Linked DNA regions of Homo sapiens: region 2 is linked to region 1. A link is an interaction called in ENCODE POLR2A ChIA-PET data of the cell type or tissue named here. Cell type or tissue: PC-3. All regions are shown on one strand.

The links. ChIA-PET counts read pairs that join two places held together with the same protein. Peaks named below come from ENCODE experiments on the same cell type or tissue, not always from the same donor. Only the 100,000 strongest peaks of a DNase experiment are listed, where the experiment ranks them.
Region 2: POLR2A ChIA-PET joins it to region 1 with 5 read pairs; 2 of 35 experiments call an interaction of 5 or more read pairs at or near these places.

Annotation. Positions count from the first base shown.
Region 1 is chr10:61,485,698-61,489,697 of GRCh38, reverse strand. The region is part of intron 5 of TMEM26-AS1 (TMEM26 antisense RNA 1); the gene reads right to left. Among named protein-coding and RNA genes, the nearest start is that of TMEM26, 34 kb to the right of the region's middle. In PC-3, a CTCF peak has its summit at 1,795; DNase peaks (open chromatin) are centred at 1,947 and 2,757; H3K27ac peaks cover 392 bases.
Region 2 is chr10:61,239,435-61,243,434 of GRCh38, reverse strand. No RefSeq gene overlaps it. Among named protein-coding and RNA genes, the nearest start is that of TMEM26-AS1, 210 kb to the left of the region's middle. In PC-3, no CTCF peak of the experiment used is centred here; no DNase peak of the experiment used is centred here; H3K27me3 peaks cover 377 bases.

The DNA of each region.
Region 1 (4,000 bases):
ATTATTATCTGAAATTTTTTGATTTTGGTAAAAAATACAGTTTTATAAAATATGTGGACAACAAACGAGTTTCACACCTATATGTTTTATAAACTTTCAGTAAAGGTAACACCATTTACGTTGCACAATTATGTATGTCATTGATTGTTAAGTAGGCACTCTCTGGCTGCATGTGTGTCAGAGAAAGGGTGAGAAGAGAAACTTTTGCCCTCTGATCATCTTAAAGTTTTTGTTTCTGTCTACTTACAAGTCCCAAGAGGAGAATTAGGATGTCTCTTCCTGAATAGGATAAAGAATGACCTCTTTAACACATTGATGGTATCATCCTCTAAGGAACATACATTTCTTTTATTCTCTCTCTAATGGAAAAGTGGAACAACTTTTTCCCATCCTCTGAAAAGTTCTCTGTATGTTGAAATAGTTACTAAGGCTCTCCTTGTTCACGTTTTTGCTTTCGTCAGACAAAATAACCACAAATCCTAAAGTATTTCTTTAAAGATTTCTTTTCTTCTTTCTTTTTAATTATTTTCACTGTAGAACTATGGACCCTCTTCAAGTTTCCCATAGCTTTCTTACAACATGGTTGCTCTGGAATAGCTTGTCCTCATAACAGTTTAGCCAAAGCTAAATATGAAGAGAACATTATTTGCAGTTACATTTTATGTCTTTGTGTTATTTTCAAACAGCATTGCATTTCTGACTGATATGTAACTTATAATCTGTTGCAATCCCTACATCATTTCCACTATATTTATGCATAGCCAGTTCTTTCTTTTTTTGTCCCATAATTTGTAACTTTAACTGCCTTATAATTCATCTTATATACTTCCTTTTCTGTTTATTTTTTTTCACCATTCTGTGTCCAGAATGTTGGAGCTTTAATGGCTATACCTACATGGTGCCCAATACATAATAGGTGCTTAAGACAGGTTTAATGAATGAAATAACTAAACCAAGATTAGGCAATATATCCCACAATAATTTTTACTGGCTCTAACGCAATATAGATTCATTGAATCTAGTAAAATCTAGTAGAACCTTTTTCCATGCTTGACCAAACGTTTGGACTTTATCTAGAGAAAGATCTTTGTTTAAGCCTTGGCTCTTGCTTCTTATTAGCTATTTAGTTTGGAAAAATCATTCAAATTCTCTAAGCCTTTGTTTTCTCCTCCAGAAAGTGTGTATAATAATAGCTACCTTTGAAGTTATTGTGACGTTTATATGAGATATTGCACGTAAAATGCTTTAAAGTGTTCTTGATACATAGCAAATTCCCCCAAAATGCTAACTCATAAGAAAATGTAACACCCAAACCACTATATGTGGATTAGCTAAACAGAGGGATGTTTTTCTCAGCTCATGTTTTCCCTTCTGAAAGGATTTATGCTGGAAATTATTTTTGGACTCTTAAGAATTATTCTTCAAGGTATTCTCTCTTGATACTTAACTTTCTCATCTTTCTTCTCAAATTGAATGCATAGCACACATGTTTAGTCCCAGAAAATACTCACTACAAAATGTTAAGACTTCAAAATCAGCAGTAGCATCAGTTTCATCTTTTCCTATTATCTTGAGATAAGATAATAGAAAAAGAGATAAGAATCTAAATGGAAAGAATAGTCCACTGATGCAATAAAATAAATGTATAACTGCCATTGAATTACTTCAGAGAAGAATAAAATTTTTGAGAATTCAGTGAAGAGGGATGGTACCTTTGGAAAAAAGGAATCAGGTCTTATACAGAGTGTGTGCTCAAGGAGATATAGGGTAAATGTCTCTTGGGTGATGATGGCAGAGATGGGGGTGATGATGGCAGAGCTGGTAGTGATGATGATATGGGTGAGTTACCATAACACGGAAAAGAGGGCTTGACCCCTACAGGAACAACAGAGTATTCGATATTCCAGTGAGTATCCGAGTATGGCAAAGCTTTAGGAATGTAAAAGTAAGAGGAAATGACAGTTCAGAAGTGACTCACAGCAACATGAAAATAACAAACCGACAGACTTCATGGATGCTAAAATTCACAATTTAAAAATGGCCACCTGACACGCATGCCTCAGCAGATGTTGTAGTTTAAAGTGAAGATTTACAGTTTCTTTGGCAGGAAGTGAGTTGCTCAGGAAAAGGATTTTTATAAGGCTTCTTAATTGTCATCAGATGATAGGATTTAGGGATGGCATTTGTTAGCACAAGTTGCTATAAGGTGGTAACTTACACAAAGTTTACATTAAGCTTAGGGTTCATAATGACGATTTTCAAAATCCAGATAACCTTGCAAGGCAATTTTCTTTTTCAGCCACTGTAGAACATTATTTCCTACTCAGAACAACTTCAAAATTATATGTCCCATGGACACACTGAATTTCATTTTTACACCTTTCTAGTTTTACCTACACTGGGAAAATGGTCATTGACCTGAGACAAATAAAAATCAGAAGATCCTAGAGTTATTACTCTTATTGTTAGGCTTATTCTTGGATTACATTTTTTTCATATTGAGAAATACAACGCCCTTAAAATTATAATGTACCAGTGGCCCTAATATTTGGAGAGTCAAATTGTATATGGATCCACTTGGGATAATTGCATATGCAAGTGTCTGGAAAAATAGTGAAACTGAAACTAGTTTAAGAATCAAATTGCAAAATTTTGTTTTGGTTCTACCATTCATTATCTGTGTGTCATTTGTTAGGCAAACACTTTGACCCTTACTTCTCCCTTTAGTTAAATGGAAATGATTTCACAATGGCTTCACAGTGCTGTTTGATAGGACAAAGGAAATAATGTAAGGTCATTGAAAAACCACAAGGGTTGAGGAAACATACATAAGGCACTACTATTACTAGCTACTAATACTGCTTCTACTACTGTTATTACTGCTATTATAACTGCTGCCACCATCACTAACAGTATTACTTTCGTCTTGGGTTTGATTTGAGTAGCTATTTCTTATCCTGGGTTCGAAGGTGAGTAATATATAGATATACAACATATATACTATATTCCTCTGATACCTGTATAATTAAAACAGTGGAAGATTAGGTAAAACATAGTAATATGCTTTTACATATTTACTTTTAACAAAATACATACCAATTGTAAAAAAGGGTCAAAAATAATACAAAATTATGATGTAAAAAGTGAAGTATTTGAATAAATAAACAGAGGGCTCTCCTCTGTTATCCTTTCCCAGTTCCATTCCCTAGAGGTTATTCAGTCTATGCTTTTTCAGTGTACTTCTCTCAAGGCTGGTTGTTTCGGGAATGAAATAAGTACATCTTGGGTGTAAACACTGTTCCAGCTATGCAAGTGTCTACACAAGTAAGCAAGTCAGCAAGTTAGTCTTCAAATACTTTGCCTTCTAGTGGGAAGACAAACTATCTTAAAACATCATCATTAACAAATAGATTTTAAGTGCCTGTTACCTACAGGGTGGAGTACTGGTTACACTGAGAAGTACGGATTCTCAGCTTTCCTTTTTCTTAACCTTCATACAGGCTGTTGTTCTCTTCTATATATATTCAGCATATAGCATCACTCCTTTTATTTTAAATAGATTTTCAGCTTATCTCACAGCTTTAAGTTTATAATTTATTTGTTCTGGAATGTGTTCCTTATGACGTATAGAGAGTCGCTGATTTCAGTGATCCCATATACCTGAGTTCTTTTGCAGGTTGCCTAAAGAGAGTGAATAGCATTTGTTTTAAATGGAGTGGCTGGAGATCTGAGTGAAAGACAGGATCTGGTAGGCAGGTATGTAAATGGGCCTGCCACAGATTGCCTAAGTTTGGCTAGACTGGGCTAAAATCTGGTTTCTGATATTGGTATGACTAAGGTTGTGTATGGCTGGCACAGGTGAGGGCATAGAGGGATGCTGGGCCAAGAAGACGTTAAAAACATGCTTTAACTTAAAATTAGAGCTTAAGCATGTCTCCATGTACATTTAAATGACTTTACAAGAGTCAAGAATATGCTATAATTGCCCTAACCATTTACC
Region 2 (4,000 bases), 250 kb after region 1:
CAAATTACAATTTCAGCTATATTGTGTCTTGATATTAACCTGTCAGGTACATTCTTTTCCAACTGGCTCACATCTGTAATCCCAACACTTTGGGAGGTTGAGGTGGCAAGATCACTTGAGCCCATGAGTTTGAGACCAACTTGGGAAACATGGTAAGATGCCGTCTCTACAAAAAATAAAAAAAGATTATCTGGGTGTGGTGGCAGATGCCTGTAGTCCCAGCTACTCCAGAGGCTAAAGTGGAGGGACCAGTTGAGTCTGGGAGGCCAAAGTTGTAGTGAGCTGTGATTGTGCTACTGCACTCCAGCCTGGGCAACAAAGCAAGATGCTGTCTCAAAATTATTTTTAAAAATAACAACAAAAGACAGAGAGAAAAAGATATAGTCTGAAGGGACCTGAACTGTATGTGCCTGGATCAGAACATTAGTCCTCTCAGTCAATGACATATGTCAATTATATTGTATGAATAAGAAGTGGAAGCATGCTACAAAGCCTTGGTAAGACACATATGCTCCAAAAGGTAGAATGATAAACCTTATGAATATTCAGGGGCTTGACACTTCAAGAACATTTTTTGGAGTCTAATGATCTGGGTTATGCTGGGACATCCCCACCAAAGTAAATGACAAACTATAGCATCTCATAACTTTTCTCCCCAGCCCTCTGGCACCAACTATGAAGAAAGCACAATGCCTTGTAGGTCTTTCTAGCCTCTGGATGCAATGTATTCCACACTTAGAAATATTGTTTCTGGCCAGGCGCGGTGGCTCATACCTGTAATCCCAGAACTTTGGGAGACCGAGGCAGGCGGATCACAAGGTCAGGAGATTGAGACCATCCTGGCTAACACGGTGAAACCCCATCTCTACTAAAAATGCAAATAATTAGCTGGGCGTGGTGGCATGCACCTGTAGTCCCAGCTACTCGGGAGGCTGAGGCAGAAGAATCGCTTGAACCCGGGAGGCGGAGGTTGCAGTAAGCCGAGATCGCACCACTACTCTCCAGCCAGGTGACAGAGCAAGACTCCATCTTAAAAAAAAAATCTCTTTACCCCCATTTTACTGAGAGATATGAAAGACTTCCAGCTTTGAATGGGACAGAGCAGGAAAGCGATCTGAAAAAAATCTAAGATATGGGACAAGCAACCCTGATACTTGGGGCATCAGACTTACCAAGCCTTATGGTATTAGAGGTACCTGTGCTAAGAATGTACGTTATGTAGAGTTTATGGCAAATTGGATTAGGAGAAACATAGGTCCGTATTTGTAGCAAGGCCATTCTACGTACTGCAGAGAACTCTAGGCCATCCTGAAACAGCTCCCTTGCATGCTACTGAACCCTATTAGAGATAAAGTATTAGATATGATACAGCAACTGGCCATGTGACATGAATGCCCATCAGGGGCTGGCTTGCCAGACCCATCAAGGCATAAGGTTCAGAGGGCTCAATAGAAATCCTCATAAGATGGAAGTGGTACCACTGGTATCAGGCACAAGCAAGTCTAGTGAGCACAAGAAAGCTATGTGGGCAAGTGGCAGGACTCCCATATCACCTTCAACTGTTGTACCAACTACCTTTCTCTCAGTTTGTGCATATGTCCCCATGGCAGGGGGGTGGGTGGAGAGGGAATAGAGCAAGGCACATCACCAGGTGAAAAAGAACGAAAAAGGCCAAGTGGGTTCTAGTATGATGACACGTTGGAATCTTCCCTGAACTTTCTTCTTGCATCCTAATTGATGGTTGTCTTATTACATTTGTGCTGCTACAACAGAACATCTGAGACTGGGTAATTTATAAAGAAAAGGAAATTTATTTTTCACAGTTCTGGAGGCTGGAAAGTGCAAGATCAAGGATGCTGGCATTGGGCCTTCTTGCTGTGTCCTTATGTGGTAGAAGATAGAAGGGCAAGGGGACTACACTCCCTCATCAAACCCTTCTATAATGGCATTAACTCATTCATGATGGTGGCCCCCTCATGATGTAAACACTTCCCCAAAAGGCCCCATCTCCTAACACTGTGGCATTCAGGATTAAGTTACCAACACATGAATTTTCGGAGACACATTCAAACCATAGCAATTGTTTAGGAAACTGATTCTTTTGAAACCATGATGCTGCCTGGAATTTAAACGAGGCAGCTATGTGATCCAAGAACTAGTCACACTACTTCCTCCTTTTATTCAGTTATTAATTTAACAAATTTTTATTGAGCCTCTATTTGTAAAGTATTGCTCTGAGTACTGGGGATAGAGCAATGAGTAAAACAGACAAAATGCTTTCCTTCAGGAAGCCTACATTTTAGTGGAGGTATAAAAAAAGCACAAGCAAAAAGAAGATATTATATATTAAAAGAGTAATATAGTAATAAGTGCTTTGGAGAAAGGTTTTTTTTTTTTTTAAAAAAAAGAGAGATTGGAGGCGCTTGCAGGTTGACAAAGTCCAGTTTTAAATAGGGTGGTTCAGAAAGGTCTTAATGAGAAGCTAACTTTTGAGCAAATAATGGAAATACATATCTATGGTATAAGCAATCTAGGCAGAGGGAACAGTAAATGCAAAGGGCCTGAGGCAGTGGTTTGTCTAGAATGCTCAATGAATACCAAAAAGGGCAGTAGGGTTGCAATATAGTGAGCAGAGAGAATTGTTGGAAATGAACTCAGCAAGATAATGGGCTACCAGGTTTTACAGGTGTGGAGGCCATTCTTAGGACTTTAAATTTTTCTCCAAGTAAGATGAGGAGCTGTCACAGGGTTTTAAGCAGAGAATGTACGTGATCTCCTACATGAAAATAATTGATCTCTTTTTTGTGTTGAAGATTGACTATTGCTGAGATGAGAATGAAAGTCTGAAAGTTATTGCCGTAACCCGGGGAAAAGATAATGCTGGCTTATACAAACATGACAAGTGATGGAAGTGAGAAGTAGTATGAATTTGGATTTTTAAGGTCATAAATAATTTTCAGATTAGATGTGGGATGAGAGAAAGAAATAAGTGAGGGATGATTCTAAGGTTTGGGGCCTAAACCAAAGTGGATAGAGTTTCCACTATTTGAGGTGGAAAAAACTGAGGGAGAAGCCACTTTGAGAAAAAAGATGAGAAATTTATTTCTGTGTATGTTAAAATTGAGACACTTATGGGACTGTCAAGTGGAGATGTTGAGTATGTTGTGGATCCAAAAGTCTGAAGTTCAAGGCTGAGGTTTATTACCATGCAGATGGTATTTAGAACCATGAGGCAATAGATTACTAAGGGTTTGTGGAGAAGCAAAGGAGCCCAAGCAATGACCCTTCGGAGCCCCCTAGCACTAAGATTGGGGACATGAGCAGAAGAAATGGACAAGGAGCAGCCAGTAAGTTAGGAAACCCAGCAATGTGTGGTGCCCTGAAAGCCAAAGTATTTCTAGAAGGATGGGAGGATTATCCACTTCAAATGGCTCTGAGAAATCAGATGAGAATTGAGAATTGATCTTTGGATTCACCAATGTGAAGATATTGTTGACCTTGATAAGAGAAGTGTCTATAGCATTTTCATCAATATTCAAATGAAGAACACATAAGCAGCTGCTCTCTCTCTCTCAATTTCTCTTTCATGTCAATTAGTTTCAACTCAAACATCTACTTTTAACACATATGCTATCCTTTTTAACCCTTTCTCATCATTCTCTCTTTTTACACTTTTCTCCTATTTTCATGTCTACTTCTGTCTTCTGCCTCCACTCCACCCTTTGTAGATCCCTAAAAAGAAATACAGAAAAAGAATATAATGGTTCAAACTATTTTAAAAGTACCTTAAGAAGAGTGATTCCAAGGGAACAAGTACTATCAACCTCTTTACAATTACTCAAAAGTTTCCTTCAGAAAACTGACAATATTCACCATTTTCTCATCTTTGTTTATCCACAGAAAACAGCTTTCATGATGAAATCTGATAGCATGTAATTTTCTTTTTTCTCTAATCTAGCAAGTGATTGCAAATTGTTTATGTGTACTACTACATTTTTGT